Linked DNA regions of Homo sapiens: region 1 is linked to region 2. Evidence: chromatin loops called from intact Hi-C (ENCODE). Cell type or tissue: Calu3. All regions are shown on one strand. Links, peaks and the distances in the headings refer to the core of each region. The heading gives the core; the rest is flanking DNA. Region 1 overlaps LOC124904539 (a long non-coding RNA gene). Region 2 holds the start of LINC02815 (long intergenic non-protein coding RNA 2815).

Region 1 (15,135 bases), core at 2,983-10,982, 230 kb before region 2:
TGTCCATAACCTGAAGCTGGGGGTTATTTGTTAGTGCAACATAACAGAACCCATGCTGACTGATGTGCGCTTAACCTCAGTCTCCTTATCTAAAAAATGAATATAAAAGAATCTGTCAGTGGTGGGAGATGGTGGCGATGATGATGATGGTGATAGTCCTCTTAATAAAAGCTAACATGTTGCAAGCACTTCTGATGTGCCAGTGGCGATTCTAAGTGCTTTCCATGTAGTAGCTCATTTGATTCTCAAACAACAAACCCACTACATGGATACTATTATTATCTGTATCTTGCAGACAGGAAAACAGGCAAACAGAGGCCAACATATGTGAAGTAAATGGATGGTGGTAGGAAATTAATACATGCGGGCATCCTTAATCTTTCTTTACCTGTGACAGTGGTTTTGGTTATTTTTTTTTCTACCACCTGCATCCCCCATTCCCTGTTCTCTGCTCGGGAAAAACTGCATAAGGGTGACTCGCAAAATTGCTGGACGATACACTCCTTCTGGAAGTCCATCGGCTGTGGGCCATGGGGAGATGTCACCTTTTGTGGGTCTGCCCCCACAGTACCCCAGGCCGCACTGGACCTTGCCTGGGGCTGCTGGGCTGAGGCCAGGCATGATGTCTTCCACCCTGGGACTAACTTCTTTAGAGTGAGGAGTTAAAATCTATGAACTTATGCTTAGCACTGTCCCATAGTCCTATAATTTCTCTATTTTTTTTTTTTTTGAGACAGTCTTACTCTGTCACCCAGACTAGAGTGCAGTGGTGCTAATATAGCTCCTCAAACTCCTGGGGTCAAGTGATCCCCTCAGTTTAGCTTCCTGAGTGGCTGGGACTACAGGCTCACACCATCACAACTGGCTAAATATATATATATATATATATTTAGTTCTGTGAGATGGGGTCTTGCTATATTGCCCAGGCCTTGTCTCAAACTCCTGGCCTCCAGCAATCCTCCCACCTTGGCCTCCCAAAGTGTTGAGATTACAGGCATGAGTCATCACACCCAGCCTCCCTAACTTCATAGAGGCCCTATTGTTTCCTGTGGTTCATTTTAATCAAATGAAATTTTCTTATCATAGAGGCAAACTCAAACCATTTGCAAAAAACATAACTTGGGAATTTTGAGTGAGACCTGGGTTAGAAAGAGATTGCCTGTGACTTTTCCTTTGTCACAGCCTAGGGCAGTAGTTAGTACAAGGATCTTTACATAGAACAGCTGCTTCATGTAAACATCACCGAAGCCTGGGGTGAGTTAGAAAGTCATAATTTAAAATGCAGTGATTTCGAGGTTAGATTTCTCCTCCTGAAAAATAATGATAATCACCTCTCACTTCACAGTGCTTTGAAGGCTAAACATTTATAGTCCAATATGACTCACCCATTCTTACAAGGTCCTTTAATGGTGCACGCTACATGGTGCTGCTGGACAGTGTGAGGCACACTCACGTGTGTGTGCTGGCAGATGAAGCCCCTGCTCCTTTAATCATTTTATCTTGTTTGGAAGAAAACACATGTACATTCTGGAAAGTGAAGCAATTTCACTGCCATCTGAGTGACAGAAACTGTAAACATGGGTATAATAATCTCAGGAGGAAAGATGGAACCCCCAGTACCCTAAGGTTTACCTGCGTGAGACTAAGCTGGGTCGTTCTCCACAAACATACTCCTCTTTTGTCTTCCGTGTCTTGGAAAATGACACCTCTATTCAGCAGTCTGAAATTTGGGAGCCCTTCTTGACATTGTTTTCCATCCCCTCTACATCCAATCCACCACCATGTCCTATTTATCCCATTCATTCCACCTTTAAGACATTTCATCCATCTCCTGCTCTCCATTGGGTCCGACCCACCACCTGCTCTCCTTTCACTTATGAAATAGCCTCCTAAAATCTCCTGGCTTCCAAGTCATCCTCTCTTCAGCAGCAAGCAGATCTATAACCCCTATCCAGTCTGGAAGGCCCTGTGTGGTTACAGCAGATGGTTAGTCAGATATGAGCAGAGCAGGAGAGGACCCCCCACAGGAATGTCAGGCAGCCATCAGGTGATGGTCAGGCGGTTGTTAAGCTGTCTCTCTAAAATAGACACACCTGAAGCTGGTGATTGGCAGCTTCCTGATAAGATTGCAGGAGTTGGGCAAGTAGACTCAAGCACATGCACTAAGAGGCAAAATGGTGGAGTTTAACTAGTCTATGACCTTCCTCTAGGAACACTCAACTACTAAGGGGAAAATGCCTCAAGGGAGCATGTGCACAGCTTCAGTGAACACTCTGTGCACGGGGCCCCTCCCAAGTGCTGGCAGGCCACACTCCTGTGGATAGCCCACCCCAAGGGAAGAATCCAAGGAGAAGGGAGCAATCCCCCAGAAGCAGGCCAATGTATAAAACTCCAAGTCAAAGGTCAAACAGCGCACTTGAATCTCTCAAGTCACCCACTTAGCCCTCTTCCAAGTGTATTTTACTTCCTTTCATTCCTGCTCTGAAACTTTTTGATAAACTTTCACTCCTGCTCTAAAACTTGCCTCAGACGCTCCCTCTGCCTTAGGTCCCTCAGTTGAATTCTTTCTTCTGAGGAGGCAAGAATTTAAGTTGCTGAAGGCTTGTATGGATTCGCTGCTGCTAACACAACCCTGCTTCTTTCTCCAGTGTCACCTTTTGTCCTTCTTTCCTTAATAGATGACACTCCAGCCCCTCGGGTTTGTATCAGTTCCTCCCATAGGCCAAGGGCTTCCCCACCGTGGTGCCCTGCACATCCCTTCTGTTAGTCCTTCCCTGGCCAACTTCTGCTCATCCTCCATGTGTCAGCCCAAAAGTCACTTCCTCAAAAAAGTTTTCCCTAATCATAACCCCCCATCAAAATCTGATTCTCCTAACATAATATTTTGTTTTCATAATTTGTGATTATTTCTTTATGGAATACTTAGTATTTGCTCAATATCACCCTACCACCCTAGACTTTATGTCACAGGACCAAAGCCATAGCTCATTGTTCATCACTATATTCACAGTGAAAGCATAGTTTTTAAGAAGGAGCTGTGTGTGAGTGAGAAGGTAGGTGTTTTCCTACCCTGTAGGTAAGGGAGCAGTCCTGAGGCTTGTGAGGAGGGAAAAGGCATGGTGAAAGGACACCATAAAAACACTATTTAGAGCCGGGGAAGTCGTCTGCACTTGTAGTTCCAGCTATTTGAGAGGCTGAGGCAGGAGGATTGCTTGGACTCAGGTGTTCAAGATTAGCCTGGGCAACATAGTGAGACTCCATCTCAAAAACAAAGAAACAAACCCAAGAACAAAATAGACTATTTAGGTGAGCTGTGTTGACATGATAGAGATTTAGGCCAGTTGGGAAGCTGTTGTAGTTTTGACAAGTGGGAAGGAAGACGGGGCATGTTTCATGTGTGTTGACTGAAGACAACAGTGAGTTATTCAAGGGTAGATGTCCCAGACACAAGACAAATGGGAATTTAAGCATGCAAAAGAAAACAAAATGGAAGATACAGGATTTAAAAAGTCACTCTAAGGTTCAATGTTCTCACGAGTAGAATCTTTCCTAATACCATTAAAGGTAACCTTCCTGTTACTTTGGTTTTCCTTTAAAATTTCACTTCATATTCCTCAAATGGTGGTAGCCTCTGCATGACACCAGTGAAAACACATGGCCAAGAGAAAGAACCATGGTGATTCCACTTGGTAAGCTGTCTGGCAGTGCAGCAAGATATCAGTTGGATCTAGGAAGTAGCAGCGCTCTTCCAATGGGTAGACATTTCTTACATCTCATTTGGTGTGCTCTGTGAATTCCTCCTTCTCTAAGCATCCCCTTTTCTGTGACGTCTCCCTGACCCCTGTGGACATGGTGGATATCCCTTCCTTGGTGCCCAGGCATGGAGGCAGTGTCCCCAGCGGTGACATCTCCCTGACCCCTGTGGACATGGTAGATGTCCCTTCATCGGTGCCCAGGCATGGAGGCAGTGTCCCCAGTGGTGACGTCTCCCTGGCTCCTGTGCACATGGTGGATGTCCCTTCCTCGGTGCCCAGGCATGGAGGCAGTGTCCCCAGGGGAGCAGCCGCCTCACTCCATTGTACCATCCCCTCTTCTGGCAGCTATACCTGGGTTCTCGCCCATATTGATTATGGCCTTAGTGATAACCCTCTGGTTCTCAGTCCCGTGTCCACCTACTCAGGCTAAGTGACTCCTTTCCTGTGGTCCTAGAGAAGTAAAATCCTTTCCGTTTGGGCCCCAGCACTGACTATTTGGCTTACAGTCAAAAAGACTCTCCACAAACTCCCCACCCCACCCCCACCCCACCTCCTGGTCTGCTGGGAATTTATGTTCTCAGCATCCGGGATGATCAGTGTCTCCCTCCCCTGCCTCTTTCCCATCTTTTCCCCTTGCCCTTGTCTTGGTTAGGAGCCCTCATTTTCTCAGCCACTCCTTTTCCTGGCTGCCCAGTTGCTCACGCTTATTGTCCCTTCCTTCCCAGACGCTGTTCACAATGTACTTCCCAACTTCTGTCATGTTTGGTGGAGTGCATTTGCACATGTAAAGAGCCCTTATGTTTTCCAGAGACATTCATGTGAATTTCCAATGATATTTTAAAACACTTGTGAACACTCTTTGCATTTTATCCCGGAAATTTCCCACATTGTTTTATCTTCCATTCTACAGAAATCACTTTCAAAGAGAAGGAAGAAATGGAAAGAAAGCAAACATTTTATATGGTCACTCTACTAGATACATTTATTTATTCATTCAACAAATATGTATTGAGCTCCTAGTGTGTGCCAGGCTCTATTCTAAAGGCCGAAAACATAACTGTACACAAGATAGGCAATGTGCCTGCTGCTACAGTGTTTGTGCTTTATTGGGGAGAGGCAGACACCAGGGACATTTATAAACATATAATACATCATGCAGTGGCAAGTGCCATGAGTAATATAAAGCAAAGAGGTAGGGAAAGGGAGGATAAGAAGGCAGCCCTATGAAGGCCACACTTGAGCAGAAAGCTGGGGGAAGAGAGGGAGCCCGGTGGACACGTGAGGGGAGACGCTGTGGAGAGAGCAGTCTGTGCTAAGGGCCCTCATGAAGCAGAATGGCCAGACCACACAGAGGGAGGCCATGGCCAAGGGAAGGAGAGAGGTGGAAAGCTTAAGAGGTAAGAGGCTGCAAGCATCTAATCCTGCGGGGCTTTGCAGTTCATGGTGTCGACCTTAGCTTTTACTCTGAGTCAGACTGAAAACCATTTGAGGGTTTTTGACAAGTTGGTGACAAAATCCTGGTTTTAAAGAGCCTCCTGGCTGTAGTATGAAGAGAGACTGCAGATGTGGGAGTGGGGCCTTTGAGGAGGTGATTGCAACAACCCAGCAAAGAGATGACAGCGACTTGGGGAGGCCTAGTGTATGAGATGGCCAGATTTCTCCTATTGTCCTGTGATGAAATACAGATTTGTAGTGAGGATTATTATCATTATCATGAAGAAAGGGAGGCTGAGAGAGGTAAAGTGTCTTGTGCAAAGTCACTCCACTGCTGTGAGAATCCCACTTATAAGGACACGCTTTCACTCTGACATGTGCTTTCAGGAAGCACGTTGCCCAGGGACTCTCCCTCCTCGTCTCCCTCAGGCCTGCCTCTGGGGTTCTAGAATCAATTCTGAGGAAAGCTCTGGAGCCTGAGCACAGACTAGCGTTGTGGGCTCCCAGCTGAGGGTCTCCAGGACAGAAGTAAGCTAGGGGGTGATTCTGCGCTGCTCAGAAGTCGCTGCTCATCCTTAAGCAGCAACCACCCAGCTGGTGCCCTGAGGAAGGGAGGTTTGGTAGCAATGAGGGAGTTAATTTTTAATCAGCGGAAAAAAATCACTGAGGTAACACAACCAAAACATTGGTAATTTTCTGCATGAAGTCAGGAGAATCTAGAAAGAGCCCCAGCCTCTAGCAGTGGGGAGAAAACAGGGTTCCAGGCAGCTGCCCCTCCTTGACATGAGTCAGTGCAGGATGGGTGGCTGATGAAGACTCCACCTGAAAGACGTTGGTAATTACTGCCTCCAAAGTTGTCCATCTGCCGGTGTGGATCAGAGTGGGGTGTGGAATTAGGAAAGGACCCCAGGGACAAGAGGCCAGAAATAAAGAATACTTGGAAAGGTAGGGACAGGGAGCTTTCTTTCAGCCCATCTGGCTAAGAGCCACTAGTGCCATTAAGGAGAGATGAAAAGTAATTCATCTGTGGGATATATGTAGCTTTTGTATGTATAATTTATACTTAATGTTGAACAAATGGTACCTATTTCATCTCTTAGCATGGTTCAGGGACTCACAATAAGCCTTTCTTGTTTATATATCTTACTGAATTAAATGCAAAACATCTATCTCACAAAGAACTTGGATCTAGGATATGTGAAGAATTCTTAAGACTCAATTACAAGAAGACAAATAAACCAACTTTAAAAAAATGGGCCAAAGGTTTGAACACACTCTCCTCACCAAAGAAGATAAATGAAAGGCAAAATAAACACATTAAAAGATGCTCAACATCATTAGTCATTAGAGAAATGCAAACGAAAATCACATTGAGATACCACCACACACCTAGTAGTGGTAACACTTTAGAAATGGACGATACCATGTGTTGACAAGTGGGTGGAGGAACTGGAACTCTTCTACGCTGCTGCTAACAATGTAAAATAGTACAACTACTTTGGAAAATAGTCTGACAGTTTCTGCAAAGCTAAATATACAGCCATTCCACTTCTAGGTATTTACTCAAGAGAAATAAAAGCATCTGTCCACACGTATACAAATGTTCATAGCAGCTTTATGGTAATGGCCCAAAATGGAAAACAATCCAAATGTCCCTCAACAGGCAAATGAATAAGCAAATTATGGCATTTCCACAAAATGGAATGACACTCAGAGATGAAAGGAATACACTATTGATACAGACAACAGTATGGGCAGATTTCAAAGTAATTATGCTAAATGGAAAAAAAAGCCAGACAAAAATAACACATACTGTATGATTTCATTTATATAAAATTCTAGAAAATGCAAACTAAGCCATAGAGACAGAAAACGTATCAATGATTGCTGGGAAGGGATGGGAGGTTGGGCTTGTGTGGGGGAAGGGGGAGCAAGGTGGGCTTACAAAGGACATGGGGAAACTTGGAAATGATGGAGGCGTTTGTTATTTTGATTGTGATGACAGTTTCACACATGTACACCAATATCAAAATTCATCAAATTGGGCACTTTAAATATGTGCTGTTCATTTTATCCTAGCTATACATGAATAAAGTTGTTTTTTAAAAAGCATGTATAAAATCTGGGGCGAATGAAGTAAACAGGTATTTGTCTTCAAAGTTTCACATCCCAGATGAGTGAGTGGCCCCATTAAGCCGCACCCCACAGGATGGCATCTGAGCAGGGCCATTTCTTCTGGGACTGCCCATACCACATTCCCCAAATGCTCTGGCATTTTAACACTTCCATCAATCATCTCAAGCTCGGGTTTCCAAGTACCGTGTGGCTGTGGTGTCCCTGTCTGCTGCGGTGCAAACAGGGCTGGAGACTTCCACACCTGGTCTTTACGAATGTGTGTTTTCTGTGTTCAGTTCCTTCACCACGAGGATTTCCAGCTGAGTCACGGGTTTATCAGTAGTGAGAAGTACACATTCAGGCGAAAGTGTCTGGAGTTAGAGGCAGCAGGAATTCAGCTCTTACAGGCTATCTCTATAAATGTTCCACGTTCATATAGTGAAGTGTGCAGAAAAGAACAGTTGCCCAGGAGGTTTACACCGTGTAGGTTTGCTCATAAAAGAAAATTGCTAGGAGAGCAGAGGGCAAGGGCAGCTCCAGTCCCGCAGCTCTGCCCATTATTGCTGCACAAGAAGTAAATTCCTTTACTTTCTTAAGCCTCAGTTCCTCCATTTGCAAAATAACCATTGTGATATCTTGCAGAGTTGTTGGAAGGATCCAAAAGAAAATGGTTACAAAAGCTTTTTTTTTTTTTGAAGTAACCGTTCTTTACAAATGTTAGGTATATCCAAGTTTGACTTAAGGGGAGTGTATTAGTTTGCCAGGACTGCCCTAACAAAGTGCCACAGACTGAGTGGTGTGAACAACAGAAATCTATTTTCTCACAGTGCTGGAGGCTGGAAATCGATGTCTTGCAGACAGCCGTCATCTCCCTGTGTCCTCACGTGGTCTTCCCTCTGTGTGTGTCTGTGTCCTCATCTCCTTTTCTTTTAAGGGAACCAGTCATATGGGATTAGGGGTCACCCAAATGACTTCATTTTAGCTCAATCACCTCTATAAAGGTGACTGAACTCTATCTCCAAATACATTCACATTCTGAGGTCCCAGGGGTTAGATCAATGTGTGAATGTTGGGGAGACACAACTCAGCCCACAGCAGGGAGATTGGTGTGGGTGACGGGCATCTGATCACCATATTTTTTCCCCAATTATATTGGAAAATGGACAGTATCAAGTATAGCAGAGCCAGTACGGTGTGCCAAAGGTGATGAGGCCCTCATCATCACATTTCGCTCGCTGGATTTCGATTTCTATTTTGTCCCTTTGCCCTTTTCTGTGGATGGCGACCAAATCAATGGTGGAGGTCAGATGTAAGTCTAGGAAACCACCTATAAGGACACTTTCTACTAAGTAGTCCCTGAGTCCCTGGAGACTTGTCCCCCTTTCCTGTCACTCTCCTCTTCACACAGACCACTCCTCCTGAAGAGGATCAGGTAGTGATGCTGTGGCTGCTGTGGGCAGAAGTTGAGGTGAGATCCAGGGGCTGCTGTGGGCAAAAGTTGGGGTGAGATGCAGGTGCAGAGCTGTTAACATTATCTTGGAGAAAATTAGTGTTATGCAAACCAAAAAGTGACTTTATTTGTTGGACTGTTTTTAGCTTCAAGGGACAATGAGTGATTTAGAATGGGGCTATTCCCATGTGGTCGTTGCCCATGGAAAGAATGCTGTGGAATATCTGTTTGTCCACTGGCATTTGCTACAACTTAGCATGGCATCTCCAGATGAGATAGGCAGAGAAAAGCCGGACAAGGGCCAGCCTAGTGACCCTCTTGGGTAAGTGCTCCTGATCACATGTGCAAAATAATGTTTGGGGTGTATTGGAGAGTTGAAAACCAGTGAGCTCTTTCCTGGACTTGTCTACTAAGAGCTTTTCATTTTCTCTTGTAGCAAACTAAATTGAAGTCCTGGAGGAAGATCCTGAGCCATGGGAGGGCAGCTCCACATGCCACAGAGCAAACGAGGCAGCTTCACCTCTGCTCTGCTCATACCGTGCTGGTGCTCACCCCTTCTGATGGGAAGGGTGACAACAAAGTCAGCGGGCATCTGTGGATCAGTTCAGACACAGCCCCCTGCTTTCCTGGCAGGGGCCAGGTGCACATCAGATACCTGTATTGCGTATGTCGGAATGGACACCAACTTCCTCTGGGTACATCCCTAATCACCAGCAATAACCCTGAATCATTTATCACAAAGGCCTGCTGCCAAAGCCCTTCGAGACCCCAGTGAACTGCTGTTGGCTTTCCCTTCTGAGATTTTGCTGGTACATCACAGTGAGCCATCACTACTATTTGTTTTCTCAACTTATTACACTAGTGTGCCAGCACATGAGACACTAGAAATTTAGTGCAGAAGTCTGTGCCTTTTTCGAGTGTATGTGTGGGCATTTTTCTGGGGAGGGATTTATCAGATTATGCTTGGCCAAAAGTGCCAAGTATGAGATGCCAATTACTCATTCCACTGTCCCATATAGAACAGAACTAACACAAATTGATAGTGGGAGATGTGGGGGATCTTGGTGGTTATCTCAAGAATCAACCACAGCATCTAGTGCTGAGCCTTCATAATTATACTTATCATCAACCTGAAGATTTTTTTATAATAAACTAATACACCCCTGTATTTGTTTCCCAAGGCTGCTACTAACAATGTACCCCAAACAGAGTGGCTTAAACAGAAATGTATGGTCTCAGAGCTCTGGAGGCTGGAAGTTCAAGGTCAAAGTCTTGGCAGGGTTGGTGTCTTCTGAGGACCGTGAATGAGAATCTGTTCTAGGCCATTCTCCTGGCTTCTAGTAGCCTCAGGCATTCACTCCTTGGCTTATAGATGGCATTTGCCCCATGTCTTCACAAGCCTTCCCTCTGTACAGGTTGGCTTCCAAATTTCCCTGTTACATAAGAACACCAGTCATACTGGATTAGGGTCTACCCTAATGACCTAATCTTAACTTGATCATCTGCAAAGACCCTATTCCTAAAGAAGGTCATATCTACAGGTGCTTGGGGTTAGAACAGCTTTTGGGCAGACACAGTTCAATCCATAACAGCCCTTCAGAATCACCACCATCAACTCAGTGCTTATTCAAGAGCCAGGGTGCAACATTGAATGCTGTTGGGCTGAACCATCTGCCCCAGAGACCCCAGGTCATGCAGGGCAGTCTCTACTGCATATTCCAAAGGTGTTCCTGGCCAGTCTGTTGCTGCTGATTCAATCACATGATTTACCATTTAAACCTCAGACTGGACTGATTTTGAAGGTGCGTGGAGAATTCAGTGGAGGGATCTCCTAAAGAAGTCAGGCTGCCAGGGAGTTCCTAGCCCTTAGGAGAAAGATACTTGGCAATTCCAGGAGGTTGAAAAGCTCTCCCTCTATCCTTGTTTATGAACTTTCACTCCCACCATTCCCTCACTCCACCTGGAGCACTCCTCTCCACCCCCTTTCTCCCTGTGGCCCACTCCAATCTCTTTCAACACCCAGAGCTCACCCTGCCTTCCCTTTTCTTTCCACGTTTACAAACTGGAAGTGCCGTTGAGTCTTCACTGGACTCTGGACCTCTTGCATGGAATGCTTACTTTCACTCCTGTCTTCCAGCCCTTCCTGAATCCCAGCCTACTGGAGAATGGGGTTGGAGTCTTCTTCAAGGACCTTTTCTCCCCAGACGCCCTGCAATGCCTGGCAGGGTGCTTTATGTGCAGAAGGGCTACATATCCTGGAAAGTGGGCTTGAAGCTTCAGGTGGAGCCCTGGAATTGATTGTGCCATTCCAGGAAACTTCCCACAAGCAGCCCAAGACCCTGATTGTCTACAGAAAATCATACAGACACCTTAATCCAGAGTTCTTTTTACCTTCAGGACTACTGCCAAGGTGGGCCTCCTGTGGGAGAAAAGGCTTCTGTCAAAATAGCTCCAAGTGTCCTGGTTCCACCTGAAACCTCCATTGCCACATTGCAGTGACGGGCCTGTCATTTGCAAAGTGCAGGCCACCAAAACTAGTTTCTGGCAGCAAATTGGCATGTACATATAACAGTTAGGTCTAAGGGCTCTGCAGACAGGATATTTATGAGTGGCGCCTTCACCACACTTTAAAGAAAATGGTCTAGTTGAAAAAATGATATAGACACATTCTCCCAAAGTTACTGACATTGACAGTCTTTCATGCCACTACTTGCTCTTCCTCCTCTGCTGGGTGTCCCCTCCACTTAGCCTGGCAGACTCCTCAGCCTTTAAGAACCATTGCAACCATAAAAATAATGAAATCATGTCCTTTGCAGCAACATGGATGCAGCTGCAGGCCATTATCCTACGCGAATTAACGTAGGAACAGAAAATCAAATACCGCCATTCTCACAAGTGGGAACTAAACATTGCGTACTCATGGATATAAAGATGGGAATAGACACTAGGGACTACTAGAGGGGGCAGAAAGGGAGGGAGGAGAGAAGGGTTGAACAAACTACTGGGTACTGTTTTCACTACCTGGCTGACAGGATCATTCGTATCCCAAACCTCAGCATCATGCAATATGCCCACCATGTAAACAAGCCTACACATGCACCACCCCCCCCCCGAATCTAAAGTAAAGTTGTAATTACAAAATAAATCAATAAATAAGTTAATAAATGAAAGGACCATCACATTGTTTTTCCTACAAGCAGCCTTCCCTGGTCCCCTCACAAGCACATCCTCTCCCTCAACGCTAGTCAAGGAACTCTTTCCACCAATGGGTTCCTGCAGCACTTTGTGAGGACTCAGTTAACACACTGTGGGGCTGCTTTTTCTGGCTTTCTTTCTGTGTCGCCACCAGCTTGAGGACAGAACACTGCTTTACTTCTGTCCCTGCCTCCCTGGGCAGGTTCTGGTGGTAAGGGCTGTTTTGTTTACTTTAAATCACCCCAGGCCTCTCTTGCCAAAGGTCAAGATTCAGTAGTCATATTCTATTAAAGTACAGACAGGACTTTGGACCAAAGGCAGAGATGTCACAGTGATCAGTGCCCACCAAGAGGACAACACTCCAGGCTCAGATGAGTCACAGCCAGCCACGCCTGAGGGCTGTGAGGAGGCAGACCTGGACCACCATGGACCAAAGGTCAGCCTAAAGCGAACTCACTTGCAAAGACAGGCAGATGACAAGGTCAAGCAAATGACCGGAAGTGGCTCTAGAGTAGTGGTCCCCAAGGGCCAAGCCATTTTACTATTGCCAAAATGCCCTTTATTTGAATAACTGCAGGTGACTGCAGTAGGGACAATTGTCTATTTTAATACCAGTCTTTGGAAAAATAGAAAACCGGCCACCCCGTGAAGTGTACAAGACTGAAAGCCCTGCTGCAGAGGAGGCACTTCTCATCGACTTACCGGCTGCCTCTTCCCACTGCAGTACTGATGAGGGAGGTAGCTAGCCAGGCATGAGCAGGGCAGGAGGGGCTCTCCCAACACACACACCAGGAATGTCAGACAACCATCAGGTGATGATCAGGTTGTTGTTAACTGTCTCTCTAAAATAATAATTGGGCACAGCCAGCACCAGGGAAAGGCAGTCTCCCAATAAACAGAAAACACCTGAAGCTGGTGATCAGCTGCTTCCCGATAAGGTTGCAGGGGATTGGGTGAGTGGGCTCAAGCATGCGCACTAAGAGGCAAAATGGAGGCGTTTAGCTGGCATATGACCTTCCTCTAGGAATGCCAGATTGGTAAGGGAAGAACGCCTCAAGTGAGCATGTGTACAACTCCAGTAAACACACTGTGCATGCCCCGCTCTCAAGCACCGTTACTGCGCATGGGAACAGCCCACCCGAACAGCCCACCCCAAGGGAAGAATCAGAGGAGAAGTAATGCAAGACCCTGGAAGCGTGCCAACATATAAACCCCAAATCAAAGGTCAAACCCTGCACTCGACCTCACAAGTTGCCTGCTTGGCTGTCTTCCAAGTGTACTTTACTTCCTTTCACTTCTGTTCTAAAACTTGCCTTGGTCTTTTCTTCTGCCTTATGCCCCTCAGTCGAATTTTTTCTTCTGAGGAGGCAAGAATGGAGGTTGCTGCAGACCTGCGCAAGTTGCCTCTACTAATGACATGTCACCAGAGCGTGTGAGCAGGGTGCTGGGCTGGGCTCTGGCCACCCCAAGTGCTCTAGGACAGCCCCTGCCTGCAAGGACTTACAGCTAAATTGGGACATGGGAACAGATGTAGACCTGTGGGCCCAATATAGGGTGCTGGGTGCCCCTCTGAAAGTGCGGCCCCAACAACACATCCTCGGGTCAAGGCACACAAGGCCTCTGGGTCCCCACTTCCACTCCACCAGGCAGATTCTACTTTTTTTTTTTTTTTAATGTACTGGGGCTCTGCTCATGGTTTATTTTAAAGAAAAGTTTCTGCTGCTTTAAAAAAAAAAATTGAAAACCCTGAAAACTGTCCCTCTGGCCTGAGCTCATTTCCTGGGTGAGGAAACAGAGGCCCCGAGAAGCCTGAGGACTGTCCAGCATCCCATGGCTGGGTGGCTGGTAGATGGCCAGCCCGGGCAGAGCCTGGTCTCTCGGTGATTTTCACTGTCTCTCTCCATTTGTGTCATATCTGTGTCCTCTCCATTTGCAGCAGGGACTTACACCTCCTTTTCACCTGCACCAATGCCAGGATGGAGATTTGCTTATGCCCCTTGGCCCTGCAGGCAGCCCAGCGACTCACAAAGTCTCAGGACCCTACTGCAGGGGTCCCCAACCCCCAGGGCCACAGACCTGTGCCAGTCCCCAACCACCCTGGGCATGCCCTGCAGAGGTACCAAGCCCGGGGCTGGAAGGGCGGGGATGAAGATTATGGATGCCATCTGAATCTTTTCAAATTCAACACATTTTTTTGGACACCAAAGCACTTTTTGTACATTTAAAAAAAATTACTCTAAACACTAAACCTGGAAGTTGTTTTCTGAAGAAGGTGAGGGGAGAGCACCTCCCCCAGGCAACCTAGATCCCTCGCATGCACAGTTCCCAACACGGAGTCTTGTGGAAGGGAGCGCTCAGTAAGATGTCATTTAGCTTAAAGACTGTGGATGCCTGAGCATGCCGCGTTTCCCGCAGCCGTGCTTCTTGCTTGGTGCTCAGTCTTGGCAAAGTCATCTCCGGCCCTACGTTCTCAGGTGTGAACGGTGGAGTCAGGGGTGCTGAGGGTCATGCTCACTCACCAACTACCCTGCACCAGCACCCTCCCCCCTGCACTGGTTTTCTGTGCTCTCGTTTGGTGTCCCCAAAATCTTGAGGCCTGTAGGATTATCACCACTACACAGAAGAGGAAACCGAGGGTTAGAGAGGTGGTCTGAATGTCTAAGAAGGGAGATCCAGGATTGGAACCCAGATTTGTACAACTCCAAAGCTCTCTTGTGACCTGTGCCGCCTCCCAAGGGGTGAGCAATCGTGCCTCCCTTTCCTCTGCTCAGCCACCCTGCAGCTCACACAGCTGCAGTAATGACTGCTCTCGAGAGAGCTGCCCCACCCAGAGGGGTTTAAGGCAGAGAAGAGCGGCCTGCAGCCTAGTTTCTCTCAGTGTGCCTTACAGCCAAAGCCAAAGACTGAGGCCGACTCCCAGGACAGGGCCGCTACCCTGGCCTCAACACCACAAATGACTGGACGCAGCTGCTGGCAGAAAAAGCCGCACTCCAGGCATTTAGTACCTAACCGAAGAAATCCAAAGATTCTTATCTGTGCCTTGCTTCTCAACTGCAGAGGTTCTTCCCTTTTGTCCTAACACACTGGGAGGGAACTCTGCACTGATGACAAGTAACCATGAACGTGATTCCTTTCCCTCCTGCGGTGGTCATCTTCAGCAACTCTAGCCGTGAAGCCAGCCTGCCT
Region 2 (15,135 bases), core at 2,356-10,355:
TAAGTGAGGATGGTTAACGAGTACAAAACTATAGTCAGATAGAATTAGTAAGATCTAGTATTCAGTACCACAATAGAGTGACCATAGGTAACAATAATTTATTGTATATTTTAAAATAACTAAAAGAGTGAAATTAGAATGTCCTAACACACAGAAATGATGAATGCTTCAGGTGATGGATACTCCAATTACCCTGACTTGACCACTATACATTGCATGCCTGTATCAAAGCATCACAGGTACCCCATGAATACAAGCAACTGTTATGTACCCATAATAATTAAAAACAAAAAGTTAATTTGAAAAAGAAAGGACAAGTCAATACCCGCAGCCTTTCCCTTGTGTTGAGATGGCTGGTGACCACCCCCTCCCCGTGCCACTTGTATCCTCTCAGCCACTCTCCCCATCACGTGAACCATCTGGCTTCGCAGGAGGACAATGAGCCCCTCCGAGGAAGGCAGGCTCTGGATCCCTGGTGCTCAACTTCCTTCCAAAGCTCTCGGCCTTCAGAGCCAGAGATGGCCTGAGGGGAAGGGGCCTCAGCAGCCATGTCATTCCTCCCCAGAAAGACTGAGGAGCACAGAGGTGAAAGGCCTGGGTACAGCACCTCCGAAGGGTTAGGGTATCGCTTCACTTATAGTCCACATCCTCTGGGCCTAAAAGTGGGAAGGAGGCATTTCAGCTCAGGGTCAAAAACACACCTGTCTTCATTCTGACAGGTCGAGTTGATCTCTGACATGTCTAAAGCACAATCCGAATATAAAAATAGGAGTTTTGGGAGATGCCTTTAAACAGGAGATCAGTCCTGTCTTGCAAGATATCCCCACCCAGGCCTACCTCGGAGATCGTGCATGTTCAGTTCCACACCACTGAAATAAAGAGAGTATCACAATAAAGTGAGTCACCAATTGTTTTTTAGTTTCCCAGTGCAATATAAAAGTTATGTTTACACTATGCTGTAGTCTCTTAAGTGTACAGTAGCACTGCATCTTAAAAAAATGTAAATATCTTAATTAGAAAAAGCTTCCTAGGTGTGGCGGCTCACATCTGTAATCCTAGCAATTTGGAAGCTGAAGTGAGGGAATCGCTTGAGGCCAGGAGTCGGAGACAGACTGGGCAACATAGTGAGATGCTGTTTCTTAAAAAAAAAAAAAAAAAAAAAAAAATTAGCCAGGCGTGGTGGTGCACATCTATAGTCCTAGCTACTCAGGAAGCTGAGGTGGGAGCCCAGAGGTTCAAGGCTGCAGTGAGCTATGATCATGCCACTGCACTCCAGCCTGGGTGACAGAGCAAGACTTAGACTCTTAAAAAAATAAATAACAACAACAAAAACTTTATTGCTAAAAAATGCTAATGATCACCCGGGTGCAGTGTCTCACTCCTGTAATCCCAGCACTTTGGGAGGCCAAGGTGGGTGGATCATGAGGTCAGGAGCTCAAGACCAGCCTGGTCAAGATGGTGAAACTTTGTCTCTACTAAGAATACAAAAAAATTAGCCAGGTGTGATCGTGGGCGCCTGTAATCCCAGCTACTCGGGAGGCTGAGGCAGAGAATTGCTTGAACCCAGGAGGCAGAGGTTGCAGTGAGCCGAGATCATGCCCCTGCACTCCAGCCTAGGCAACAGAGCGAGACTTTGTCTCAAAAAAAAAAAAAAAAAAAAAAAAAGCTAATGGTCATCTGAGCCTTCAGCGAGTCATAATCTTTTTGCTGGTGGAGGGTCTTGCCTGGGTGTTGATGAAGTCATAATTTTTTTGCTGGTGGAGGGTCTTGCCTGGATGTTGATGGCTGCTGACCGATTAGAGTGGTGGTTAGTGAAGGCTGGGGTAGCTGTGGCAATTTCTCAAAATAAGACAAAAATGAAGGTTGCCACTTTGATTGACTCTTCTTTTCGCGAAAGAGTTCTCTGTGGCATGTGATGCTGTTGGATACCACTTTACTCACAGTAGAACTTCTTCCAAAATTGTAGCCAATCCTTTCAAACCCTGCTGCTGCCTTATCAATTAAGTTTACATAATATTCTAATTCCTTTGTTGTAATTGCAACAATGTTCGCAGAATCTTCACTGGGAGTAGATTTCATCTCAAGAAACCACTTTCTTTGCTCCTGCATAAGAAGCAACTCCTTACCCACTGAACGTTTATCATGAGATTGCAAGAATACAATCACATCTTTGGTCTCTACTTCTAACTCTAGTTCTCTTGCTATTTCCACATCTGCAGTTACTTCCTCCATGAAAGTCTTGAAGCCTCAAAGTCATCCATGAGGATTGGTATCAACTTCTTCCAAACTCCTGTTAATGCTGATATTTTAACTTCCTTCTATGAATCACAAATGTTCTTTTTTTTCTCTCTCATATGTCTTAACTGTGAAAACAAATGTCCATAATGGCATCTACAATGCTGAATCCCTTCCAGAAGGTTTTCAGTTTACTTTGCCTATATCAATCAATCAGTCATTATCTATGTCAGCTTTTGCCTTACAAACTATACTTCTTAAATAATAAGACTTGAAGTTCAAAATGACTCCTTGATCCATGGGCTGCAGAATGAATATTATGTTAGTTGGCATGAAAACAACATCTCCATCAGCTCTTGGGTGACTAGGCATATTGCCAATGAACTGTAATATTTTGAAAGGAATCTTTTTTTCTGAGCAGTAGGTCTCACCAGTAGACTTAAAATATTCAGTAAACCACGCTGTAAACAGATACGCTATCATCCAGGCTTTGTTGTTCCATTGATAGAGCATAGGCAGAGTCAATTTTGCATGATGTTTAAAGGCCCTAGGATTTCCAGAATGGTAAATGAGCATTGGCTTCAACTTAAAGTCACAAGTTGCAATAGCCCCTAACAAGAGAATCAGCCAGTCCTTTGAAGCTCTGAAGCCAGACATTGATTTCTCTATAGCAATGAACACTTTAGATGGCATTTTATTCTAATACAATTAGGGTGTTTAATATATGTTGAAAATATGCTGTTTAGTGTAGCCACCTTCATCAAATATCTTAGCTAGTTCTTCTGAATAACTGCTGCAGCTTCCACATCAGCACTTGCTGCTTCACCCTGTACTTTCATGTTATGAAGATGTCTTCTTTCCTTAAACCCCATGAGCCAACCTCTGCTAGCTTCCATCTTTTCTTCTTCAGCTTCCTCACCTCTTTCAGCTTCATAGATTTGAAGAGAGTTGGGACCTTGTTCTGGGTTAGGTTTTGGCTTAAGGGAATGTAGTGGCTAATTTGCTCTTCTATTAAACCACTCAAACCTCTTTGTATCAGCTTTCTTATCATTTGTATGTTCACTGGAGTAGCACTTTTAATTTCCTTGAAGAACTTTTTCTTTACATTCACAGCCTGACTGTTTGGCACAAGAGGCCTAGCTTTTGGCCTCTCTAGACTTTTGACGTGCTAAGCTTCATTATTTCTAGCTTTTAATTTAAAGTCAGAGAGGTGCAACTTCCATTCACTTGAACACTTAGAAGCCATTAATAGAATTATTAATTGCCCTAATTTCAATTGTGTTGTATCTCAGGGAATAGGGAGGCCCAAGGAAAGGAAGAGAGATGATGGAATGGCCGGTGGGTGGAGCAGTCAGAACACACATACATGTTGATTAAGTTCCCTGTCTTATATGGACATGGTTTGCGGTGCCATGAAACAATTACAATAGTAACTTCAAAGACCACTGATCACAGAGCACCATAACAGACATAAAAATAATGACAACTTTTGAAATATTGGGAGAGTCACCAAAATGTGACACAGAGACATGAAGTGAGCACATGCTGTTAGAAAAATAGCACCAATAGACTTGCTCAACTCAGGGTTGCCACAAACCTTCAGTTTGTAAAAAACACAGTATCTACCAACCACAATAAAGCAAAGCACCATAAAACAAGACGTGCCTGTAAATGGTGCCTTCTGCACTCACTCTGTCTGAGCAAGTGTACGCAAGCTCCAGGGCCAGCAGATCCTGTGGATTCTGCAGTTTCTATGGAGGGCCCTTGGGAGCCCTTGGGCATTGGAAGAACCTATGAGGACAGCTACTAAGTCATTGAAATCCTTCTCCCCCAGAGCCCTCTGTGGGCACAAATAGGTGTGGCATGTCCAAGCAGCAATAGTCTCCAGTTTGGGCCATTCCACAGGGACCATGTTCAACCAAACCACACCACTGAGACAAAGATGAGAAATCTCAGGTGAGTCCATCTGGGCCAGGGACCTCCCCTCCATAACACAACATCAACAAAAAAAAGCATGTGCTGCTCCCCTGGGACGAACCCTACCTCCAAGAAGGAACAGCGTTGCTGTAAAATGCTTGGCCTCAGAACCATGCCCAGTGCTGGAGCGCCCACCACAGTAGACACAGAAGCTGGAACATCAGTCTCTGTGGACATCCTTTTACCCACGAGGAAGGAGAGGTGCAGGAAGCTGAGAAAGGGCAGCCTCTGGTACACACTGTCTCCTCATTCCCTCCCTTGGTGTTGGCCCCTCCTCCTGTCTCTAGTCTTTATAGGTTGGGGATCTAAGCCTCTTCCCCTCCACTCATTGTGGGAAGCCCAAAAGAAATCTGCCAGTGATGCAGGGAAGGAAGCTGTCGGGACTGGTAGAGTCTATGCTGAAGAAGGGCCTCCTGTTCCACGTGATTTAGCAAAGTTCCAGAGAATGGCACAAGAGGCCAGCACCAAAGTCTTGCCGTGTAATAAAGTCCTCTTGTCCTTGGAACTGCTCCCTGGGTTCATCTCTCCCAGGAAGCCCAAGGAGTTGTCCATTGGACACATGAGGGGGGATCCATGGTCAGTCAGTTGCTTTCATTTCCCAACACACATGGGGAATTTCTCTTAACTCATGACTTTGCAAAGTAACACTGTGATAAGGTGAACAGAATTGAGTTCACATTATAGCATAAAATTTCAGCAAGTTATTGAACAACTAGGCTAAACATAGAGAACTATAGTTGCACTTCAATTTCAGCCCCTGCACATACAAAACTGCATTGCAAGCCTATTTCTGTTATCCCCCTTGGCCTTCGGCCACTGACCCAGCCCTGGTTTGTCCAGGCATGTCACTTTTTCATCTGGCTCTGTCCTCTATCTAGTCAGGATCATCTTCTATGTCTAGGGTCAGGCTGGCTGAAGAAACTGTTAAGTTCTCCATTGTTTTAGCTCAGAATTCAGCTGTGGAAGTACAGAACTTTCCTTCATAACCACACTACATCGTCAAAGCAGGAGCACAGTGTGACTGCTGGTGGTCCTGCACCTGCACAAATGACGACAGTCCTGGAAGCTAAATGCTCTGTGCTCCTCTGAGTGTGCATTTCTGTGAATCCCCAATGACACAGCCACTGCTGGAGAAAAGGCTGTGGCTGACACACAGCATGGTAGAAAGAGATTTACAGACCTTGTTGGCGCCGAGAAGGGGGAAGTACATCCTACTGCCGATGGCTCCCTGGAGGACCCGCCTGCGCCAATCAGAAGTCTCCTATCCGCGATGGTTTCCTGTCTCTTCCTCAATGTCAGTCTCTTCCTCTCCACCCTCCACCCCCAGCTCTAAAAACCAGAGCCAAATAGCAACTGCCCTGGAAAAAGTGCTGTCTTCCCAAGGTTGTAGGTTTACCATTTCATGCTCAGTTTAAAGTGCCTGAGAAGTACAGGAGGAAAAGTCTGTTAACCAGACTACATGAAGAAAAATACTGAGGAACCATAGGTACCCATTAACTGGTTTAACAAGAAAAGATTTCTAGCTGGGCACGATGGCTCATGCCTGTAATCCTAACACTTTGGAAGGCCGAGGTGGGAGGACTGCTTGAGGCCAGGAGTTTGAGACCAGTCTGGGCAACATAGCAAGAATCCATCTCTATAAAAATAAAAGAAAAGTTGGAGGGAGGGAGGCCAATGGGCAGGATTGGGCAGTGGGTCTCCAGCCGAGCTCCTGGGTCAGCTGCCTGCTAGAGGGGCTGGCGGTAAGGGAGGAGGACTGAGGCCAAGGGTGGGTCTCTGGATCCTACCCTCACTCTGCCAGAGCAACCCCACATACATTGTTTTCTGTGTTAGGATACAATATCAGATCTCTTTTAACCAAGAAGTTTCACTCCTAAAAACAGGGCAGAACGGGCACTGGTGTTAGAGGTGATCTTGAATCAGCTGAGACCTGGAAGTCATCTTCCTTTCTTCATTTGCTAAATGCCTAATATGAGCTGTTTTTCTTATCAGTTTCCCTTCTCTGCAAAAACAGTCTTGCATAGAAAAGATTTGAACCAACTGGGGGCAAGTGCTCAGTAGCGATTCCAGCATCTATAGCCCTGACTATGCCAAGTAATGGTCTGACTGCTTCCCCTGGGGCCTCCCACTACCCCAGCAGCCACCTTCCTACTGTTGGTTTTATTGATAAACTGGGATAGACAGCCAGGAGGAAATAATTTCTGCTTCTGCGAGAAGCCCTAATAGGCCTTTACCCACCCTCAATAATCACTCACTTGCAACACTCGCCGGCATCTTATTACAACTGGAATTCCAAGGAAAACAAGAAATGCTCACTGAACTCATGGATAAAGATTTTCCTGATGAACTGAGGACTTCTCTGCTACCCCTGTTTATTTCTCTCCTTCTCCTCCTTCCGGCCTCCCACCAGCTCCTACTGACTTCATCCCATGCGGCACATGGACCTGCTACCAGGTCCCAGGTCTTTCTAAAATTCAGGAAGAGCTCTGGCTGAACCCTTCTGAGTTCATGGGGACAGTGACACCTGCTGCTTTTCTGCTGCAGGACAATGGTTTGTTCCCTCATTCTATCAGGGAACATATTTTGGGTTCCTACCAGATGCCAGGTTCTGTTTTAAACACCACGGACACAGAGATAAACACACACAGGTTTCCTGCACTAAAGCCAGTTATCATGTGGTAAGGGAGACAGACAACCATAACACAGAGTGACAGATGCAGAAGGCAGGCAGGGTGAGGGGTTGGGGCAGGACCCAGAGATGGGGCATGCCACCTAGATAAAGAGACAGGCATAACCTTCCCAACAAGCCACTCTGCAGCTGTATCCTGGACACCCAGTGGCTCTGGCAAGGGATCACAGATGGTTTAAGACATTTCACTAACTTAGATTGGGGGTTAGTGGCCTGCAGACCTGTACACTTGGCCCAGGTAACTCAGGTAATGCAGGAGTCACTCTGCCCCAAACCACCCCCTCCAACCATCTACCTGGGGTCTGGGTAGATGCTGTTCTGAAAATCTGGGAGCAAACCAGTTCCAACAACTGGTTTTGCTTTGGAATAAAGAATATTCCTTTTTTTTTTTTGGAATGCTCTTGTATTCCAAAATTCGTATGGCTACCAGAAAGTCATGTGCCTCCTCCCATGCCCTGGAATCTATTTGCCCAGGCTAGCAGTGAGACCACTTCTTCTTTTACGGCCTGAGCTCCAGAAGCAGAGTGGCCTGATGGCATTCTGGTTGTCTCCCATCCAACCATCCCTGAGTTTCATGGGAAGCTGCTTTCAGCGGTGAGGCATCGGTGGGCCACAGTAAGCCAGGGAAGAGTCTTTTAGAGTAATTTACTTAAACTCTTGCTTCCAGGCCTCAGGGGTTTCATCCTTCACTCAGGAAAAATATACTAAGTATCTCCAAGAGACAATCAAGGGGAAAATCATGGCACAGCACTTTAGGAAAATGTATCAACAAGTGAAAATATCAGCAGATTTACTAGAGGAGGGTGAGGGCAGCCCTCTAGTTGGGAAGTCAGATCTTTGACAAAAGAGTTTAAAACTCCCTGATAAGCATTTTGTTGACAAGGTCAGTCTTCATTCTTTCTGCCAAAATTAGAAACCACCCTTTTTTCCTTGTCATAACAACACTGGTGCTTATCACCAATTGTGTGAAGGGAGAAGAGTGATGTCCTTTAGGTCTGAAGATTGACAATATAGAGGAGGGAGCTCTTAACTTCCAAAACCACCCAGTCCAGGAACTATTTTCCCTTTTCCCTCTTACCAGACACCCAGATGGAAATCTGCTCTTTAGAGAAGGAAGGAAATGATACAAGGAAAAAGACATCTGCAAATGAGTAAGCTTTGCCCAGGAGGCCACGTTAAGTGAGGTGGATGGAAACGTAAATCATCCGAGAGAGAGAGGGAGAAAGAGACTCTAACCCTGCCTGCCTGGCTCTGCTTTGCAAAGATGCTCACTCACCACCACCTCACGTGCTCAGTGATGACCGCAATAATGTAGTTGTATTTTCTTCCCCATTCTAGCGTGGGGTAACTTGCAATACTGAGCAGTTTATGGGCCTTCCCCTACGCACTCTGCAAGTTCCTGGAAAAACAAGGAGTTGGCATGCCACATTTCCAGCCCCTCGGCCCAACTGCTTCAGGACCCCTGCCTGCCAGCCTCCATACGTCAGGGCCACAGTTTCAGATGCTCATTCAATGACCTCACACTTGCTCTAGGACAGGGGCAGCAGGCACATGGCTGATCCAAGTTTAGAGCAGAAATACGCAAGACAATTGCAGTTATAAAAGGTACACGTCAGTGGTGGGAAGGTCACTGCTAAAGTGAAGCAGGAAAGACATGATTTCTTGGGATGAGGGTAAGAGCACTTCAGAGAAGCTTGATTACTCAGAAGGCTGCAGTTCTGCCCAAGGAGGGGATGCACACAGACAGGCCTGTGATCAAAGCAATGTTCCAGGGTAGAAGGGCAATACTCAACCTAACTCAATGTGAAAACGCCAGTCCTTTTTGTCTCGTTTTTCCTGCCTTAGATTTAACCCATTCTGGGATGGGCAGGGAGAAAGAAAGACCTTCCCCAAGAAGTGCTGACCAGGCAGTTGTGTTTGTGGGGAGAGCCTTCCTGACAGCAAAGAAGGAAGAACTAACTTCCTTTGCCATGAACAACTCAGAATCCTGGGGGGTTTTTGCTGCTGTTTTCTGGCTGTTTTTTGGCCTTGCTCTGTTGTTCACTGCAACCTCGACTCCTGGGCTCAAGGAATTCTCCTGCCTCGGCCTCCCAAGCAGCTGGGACTACAGGTGTGCACATCACATCCAGCTAACTTTGAAGTATTTTGTAGCGATGGGGATCTCACTATGTTGCCCAGACAGTCTCAAACTCCTGGCCTCAATCAGTCCTTCTGCCTCAATCTCCCAAAGTGCTGAGATTACAAGTATGTGCCACCACACCAGGCTTTAGAATCCTGTTCTAAAAGTTCTTTCTTATTTGACCACCATAGCTTCTTATGAAAAAAAAAAAAAAAAAGCCAGGAAGACAGCTTTCATATGAAGGAGAAGTGGTGGACCCAGGCGCAAAGTGGCTGAAGGCGAGGAAGAAACCAAGAAGTGGAGAGAAGCTCCAACTCTAGGGTACTCAGTGACCATGAGGGAGAGAGTGGTCCAGGGTGGATACTAACGCAGCCCTGCAGTGAGGAAAGGGACCCCTGGAGGGTGCAGTTTAAGGGCTTAGGAGCTCCTTGCCCTCAGGCTGTGCCCCCAGAGCTCTCATCCCTCGCCAGCCTGCACCGTGCACTCCACACACCCCACACATGCACACACACACACCATGATACAAAGGAGTCTCCTGACACCATGCAGGGCAGTAGGCAGTGGCTCACCCCAAGCTACAGGTTGAATTGAGCAACCTGGGCTGGAACAGTGGAGGTCAACACATACCAGGAATACTCATTAATTGGAAAACAAAGGGATTTTGTGACAATCTGAGGTAAAGTGAGTTTGGGGAAAATTACATCATAACCTCTACTTAAGGCTGAACGATGTCATGATAGCCAGCCTCCAGGTGGCCCCCAAAGATCTTGCCTCTGTGTCTTCACACCCTTGTAGGGTCCCCTTCTCACATCAATTCAGGGCTGGTAAGTGTGACTGACAGATTATGTGATACTGTTTGAATACTTATCCCCTCCAAATCTCGTGTTGAAATTTGACTCCCCAGTGTTGGAGGTGGGCCCTGGTGGGAGGTGTTTGGGTCACCGGGATGGATCCCTCATGGCTCGGTGCCATTTTCACAGAGTGAGTGAACTCTCACTCTTGTTCCCATGGAAACTGGTTCCTCCTCCTCTCTCTTGCTTCCTCTCTGGCCATATGATGCCTGTTCCCCTTCACCTTCTCCATGAATGGAAACATCTGAGGCCCTCACCAGAAGCAGATGCTGGCACCATCCTGTGGAGCCTGCAGAACCACAAGCCAAATAAACCTCTTCTTGTTATAAATTTCCCAGCCTCAGGTATTCCTTTATAGCAACACAAATGGACTAAGACCGTATGGCAGGGGCGATGATGTCTGACTTCCAAGTCTCCCTCCTGTGGGGCATTGCAGCTTCTGCCTTGTTCTCTGGGAGAGGCTGGCCTGCATACCATGAGGATCCTCAAGCAGCCCTGTCAAGAGAGGCCCACAGAAAAGAGCTTAGGGCTCCCACCAAAAAGCCTGGCATTTTGAAAGTGGATCCTCCAGCCCTAGACCAGCCTTCAGATAATACAGTGCCAGCCAACATCTCAACTGCAACCTCAGGAAAGACCATGAGCCTGAACAACCCAACCAAGCTGCTCACACACTCCTGACCCACAGAAACTGTGAGTGGTATCAATATTTATTGTTGTTTTTAGCCACAAAGTTTTGGGATAATTTGTTACATAACAATAGATACCTAATACAAATATATATTATTTAGCATATTAGAATCTTAGAGGGAGTCCTGCAGTAAAAAAAAAAAAAAAATTAAGTATTTAACTTTTTTTGACTCATTGTTTCACAAGTGCTCTGGTTATATTACATTTTTTTTTTTTTGAAGAATGCCTCAATAACATCTCAGGGTGCTACTGTTGCACACAACATAGTTTGGAAAGATCTGGGCTGGCTATGCTAGTATTTATACAAGAGTTTGATGCCAGATAAATTACATCTAATAAAACCCACTTGAATAAAAACTTAATTCCCCCTTTTTTTTTTTTTTTTTTTTTTTTTTTTTTGAGATCACCCAGGCTGGAGTGCAATGGCATGATCTCTCTCGGCTCACTGCAACCTCCACCTCCCAGGTTCAAGCAATTCTCCCTGCCTCAGCTTCCCCAGTAGCTGGGATTATAGGCGCCCACCATTACGCCCAGCCAATTTTTGTATTTTTAGTAAGATGGAGTTTCACCACCTTGGCCAGTCTGGTCTCGAACTCCTGACCTCAGGTGGTCTGCCCACCTCGGCCTCCCCAAAGTGCTGGGATTACAGATATGAGCCACCACACCCGACCTAATTCCAATTTTAGAAACATAACCACATTGCAAACATTTAGGTAGTTAAATGAATCTAAAGGAAATTTTTTGTTAAGTTAGCATTTTGAACATGGAAATATAACTCCCATCCCATCAGCTTTAACTGTCTTGGTTTTTGTAAATTTGAAGCTTATTTTTTATGACTGTATTTAAAGCATTTATAAAATGCAATACATAAATATATATATATATATCTCCTGGTCATTAAGAACTTTAACCCAAGCTGCTGGTTAAAATGGGTCAAGGTGACTTGGCACAGGCCCCAGGCATCAAAGAGGGCAGGAGAGAAACCCTGAGCCACAGTCCTGCATGCCACAGTGGAACCACCCCAGCACACTCATCCAGAGAAAACCCATCTCCTTTCTTTTTCTTTCTTTTTTTTTTTTTTTTTTTTTTTTGAGTTGAGTCTCACTCTGTCATCTAGGCTGGAGTGCAACAGTGCAGTCATGGCTCACTGATTCCAGCGATCCTCCTGCCTAAGCCTGCTAAATAGCTGGGACTATAGGCATGTGCCACCATGCCCAGCTACGTTTTTTAATTTTCTTAGAGATGAGGTCTTGCTATGTCCCCAGGCTGGCCTCCAACTCCTGGGCTCAAGTGATCTTCCTGCCTCTGCCTCGCAAATCACTGGGATGACAGGCCTGAGCTACTGTACCCAGCTCTATCTACCTGTTTTGAAGGATAAGATAACTTAATGCTGAGAAGGGCTTCAAGGAGCTAAAAGTGAGTGTGGCCTAGAAATCCATACACAAAGTCCCCCTTTAAGGTGGTTTTTTCATGGAAAGACCTGGGCACCAGGAGGAGGGCTTTGAGCTCTTGGGGCCTCCTTCCAGTCTGCATGGCACAGTGACCTCGGACTGACTCCTGGCACAGCCCTGACCTGCTGTGTGACCTCAGACATGTATTTACCTCTTCTGAGCTGCACTTTTTTTACCTGCAGAATGGGGATAATAATACCTACCCCCCGGGACTCCCAAGCAGATTATGTGAGAGCAGGAAGAACCGGTACTTCCCCAGTGCCCTGCTTTGCCCCCAGGTGTCTGCCTCCTCAGGAACCAGGTAGACGAGGCATGAATTCCACGGCATTAAGGATTGTAGGCCGGGCACGGTGGCTCACGCCTGTAATCCCAGCACTTTGGGAGGCTGAGGCAGGCGGATCAGGGGGTCAGGAGATCGAGACCATCCTGGCCAACATGATGAAACCCCGTCTCTACTAAAAATACAAAAATTAGCCGGGCGTGGTGGCACGCGCCTGTAGTCCCAGTTACTCGGGAGGCTGAGGCAGGAGAATTGCTTGAACCCAGGAGACGGAGGTTGCAGTAAGTTCAGATGACGCCACTGTACTCCAGCCTGGCGACAGAGCGAGACTTTGTCTTAAAAAAAAAAAAAAAAAAAAAAAAAAGATTATAGACATCAAGGGAAATCCCATTTACCACAGGGACCAATTAGGGGAGATTTTCTTCACTACAAAAGGAGTTTTTGTTTTGCAAAAGGATTCACTTAAAATAGCTTATTGCCTCAACTAGGAAGCCTTCTTCTTTTACAGTTTACAGACAATTAACTGCTTAGGAAATTAATATATGTGCTGCCGAAGCAAGCACAACTGCTTAGGAAATTAAAAGAGGCAGCACTCAGGGGCACTCCGAGATCAGTCAGAAATGCAGCGGTTCTGATAGGATAATGTCAACCAAATGTAAATATTTATAAAAACCAATTGTACACCATTTCTGAGGAATATTCTTAATGCAGGCAGGCTCTCCAACACCAGCGTGCTCCCCTGGTGCTCCAGCATCAAAGACAGCCTCATATCCACTGCTGGCAGGCAGAGGCAGGCTGCTGCTCCCCTACGCTCACCAAAACTGGGCCAGTGCCTGGCTAAGTGATTTCAATTTAGTAGTGAAAAATGAGTTATAATTACATTGTCAAGAAGTCAGTTCACGTACTCTCCCCAGCTTGAGTCTCGAATTCTCCTCATTAAACAGAACACATGCTTGTTTCATGAAAAAAACACCTCTTTTCCTGTTCCAATTTGTTGCCTCTGAAGATTCCACAGGATGTGCAAAGCAGGAGGCTGTCTGGCCCCTGGGGACCACAGTTGTGTAGCCCCCGTCACCCAGCAAGCTGATATGATGCCAGGTGCCTGCAGGTAAGTGGCTGGGTACCCAGGACACAGCGCCTCCTCCATTGGCCACCGGTCTGCTCGGTGCAAATCCAGCTCTGGGTGTCTGCTCTCCAGGTGGGTGGCCCCAGTCCTAAATCTTATAGGAGCCACAGGGCTTTGAGGAGCCTAAATTCAGAGGACCTGAACTCACTGTGGATGAAGAAAATTCCCCATGTTCCCCTTACCACTGGCCACAAGAATTTGTAAGTGCTATAGGTGTATGAAAAGAACAAAAAGAAACCGGCCAGACGTGGTGGCTCATGCCTGTAATCCCAGCACAAGGCGGGTGGATCAAGACCAGCCTGGGGAACACAGAAAGGCCTCATCTCTACAAAAATAAAAATAAATACAAAAAATTAGCCAATGTGTTGACACATGCCTGTAGTCCCAGCTACTCGGGAGGCTGAAGTGAGAGGATCACTTGAACTCAGGAAGTGGAGGTTGCAGTGAGCTGAGATGGCACCACTGCACTCCAGCCTGGGTGACAGAGTAAGATTCCGTCTCAAAAAAATAAGAAAAAAGAAAAACCACAGTCTATGCCTGTAAGTGTACAATCTAGTTTGAGAGATACGTCTCATCCATTCACCACATGGAAAATAATTCAGGACCAAATTTAGTGTCCTCAATGCAGTTGAACTTGACTGCTGCTAGAAAAGTTGAAAAAGCCTCAGAAGAAGGCAGGTCTGGAGCTGGACCTTAAGGAACAGAGGATAACAATGACCCTGACTTGGGTCTTCCCGTTGGCCAGCACCTGTGCTTGTGCTTTGCAGGGGACTCTTTATATGCCACTCCTCTGCCAACACTATGCAATTGCTATTACCATTTTCCTTTTACATAAGGAAACTCTGACTCCAAAGGTCATGTACAGCCAGCCAAGTGATACTAACATAATTTTAACACAGATCTCTTTAACCTCAAAGCCTATAGTCCTAACAACATTTAGATGGGTGGGAGGAGGAAGAGCAGTGCTTTTAAAAAAGATGAATGGAAAGGCAGGGGTTTGAATGAGCCTAGGAACTGTGTTGGAGAGAGGGAAGGGCATCCTTGTTAGCCAGCAGGGGTCAACTTGCAGAGAAAGGGAGATGAGGCCAAATGTGTTGGGAATGACAAGATCGTGGATGGTTCTGCAGCCCTACCAGGGGAGTCTAGACTTGGAAAATGTGGTTGGGAACTAAAGATAGGACCTAGGGCAGAGACTGGACTGGGGCCAGAGAGAATAGGGCCAGGAGCCAACCAAGAAGTCGTTGCAGAGGTCTGAACTCCAGATTGTTAACAGATAGAAAGGAAAAAGCAGAGACGCAAGGGCAAGAGAGGAGCAGAGGGAAAACCAAAGCGTCAAGATCGAACTTCTGTGGACCCATTGAGCACCCAGGGTCCAGGGCCGGGGCCACCCAAGGGCCAGATCTGCCTTGAGGTGCCTGTCTCCGACCAGAGGGAAACTCCCATCAGAGCAGGTGTGTTTTGTTTACCAACATCCCCAAGAAGCATTCCGTTCCTCTCACACCCTTACTGCATTCCCTCTGTGTCTCTAGATCGCAGGAGGAAGAAAAAGGGACAGAGGGAAGGAAGTCCCCTTAGCTGCTGTAAGAGATTGGTACATTTTGTCATTTCTCTGAGCCTGTTTTCACATCAGCAAATGCAAACAGTGACCTCCTCCAGTTGTTAGGGGAATTAAATTAGACAATGAAGGTGTCCAGAAAACAGCACCTCAAAATACACCATG

What was found. A loop is a pair of places that touch in the nucleus more often than their neighbours do. Peaks named below come from ENCODE experiments on the same cell type or tissue, not always from the same donor. Only the 100,000 strongest peaks of a DNase experiment are listed, where the experiment ranks them.
Region 1: a loop joins it to region 2, with 2.1 times the contacts of the local background. A loop is called at or near these places in 2 of 110 quality-filtered maps.

What each region holds. Positions count from the first base shown.
Region 1 is chr1:228,923,146-228,938,280 of GRCh38, forward strand. It overlaps LOC124904539 (a long non-coding RNA gene), which reads right to left. Exons shown (of 3, transcript XR_007066920.1): 3 at 6,848-8,789. Among named protein-coding and RNA genes, the nearest start is that of RHOU, 200 kb to the left of the region's middle. In Calu3, for the core only: no CTCF peak of the experiment used is centred there; a DNase peak (open chromatin) is centred at 7,466.
Region 2 is chr1:229,150,292-229,165,426 of GRCh38, forward strand. LINC02815 (long intergenic non-protein coding RNA 2815) reads right to left here and starts at 4,434. Exons shown (of 5, transcript NR_186727.1): 1 at 4,279-4,434. RefSeq lists enhancers at 9,473-9,973, 11,866-12,366, 12,367-12,867. In Calu3, for the core only: a CTCF peak has its summit at 6,711; a DNase peak (open chromatin) is centred at 6,730.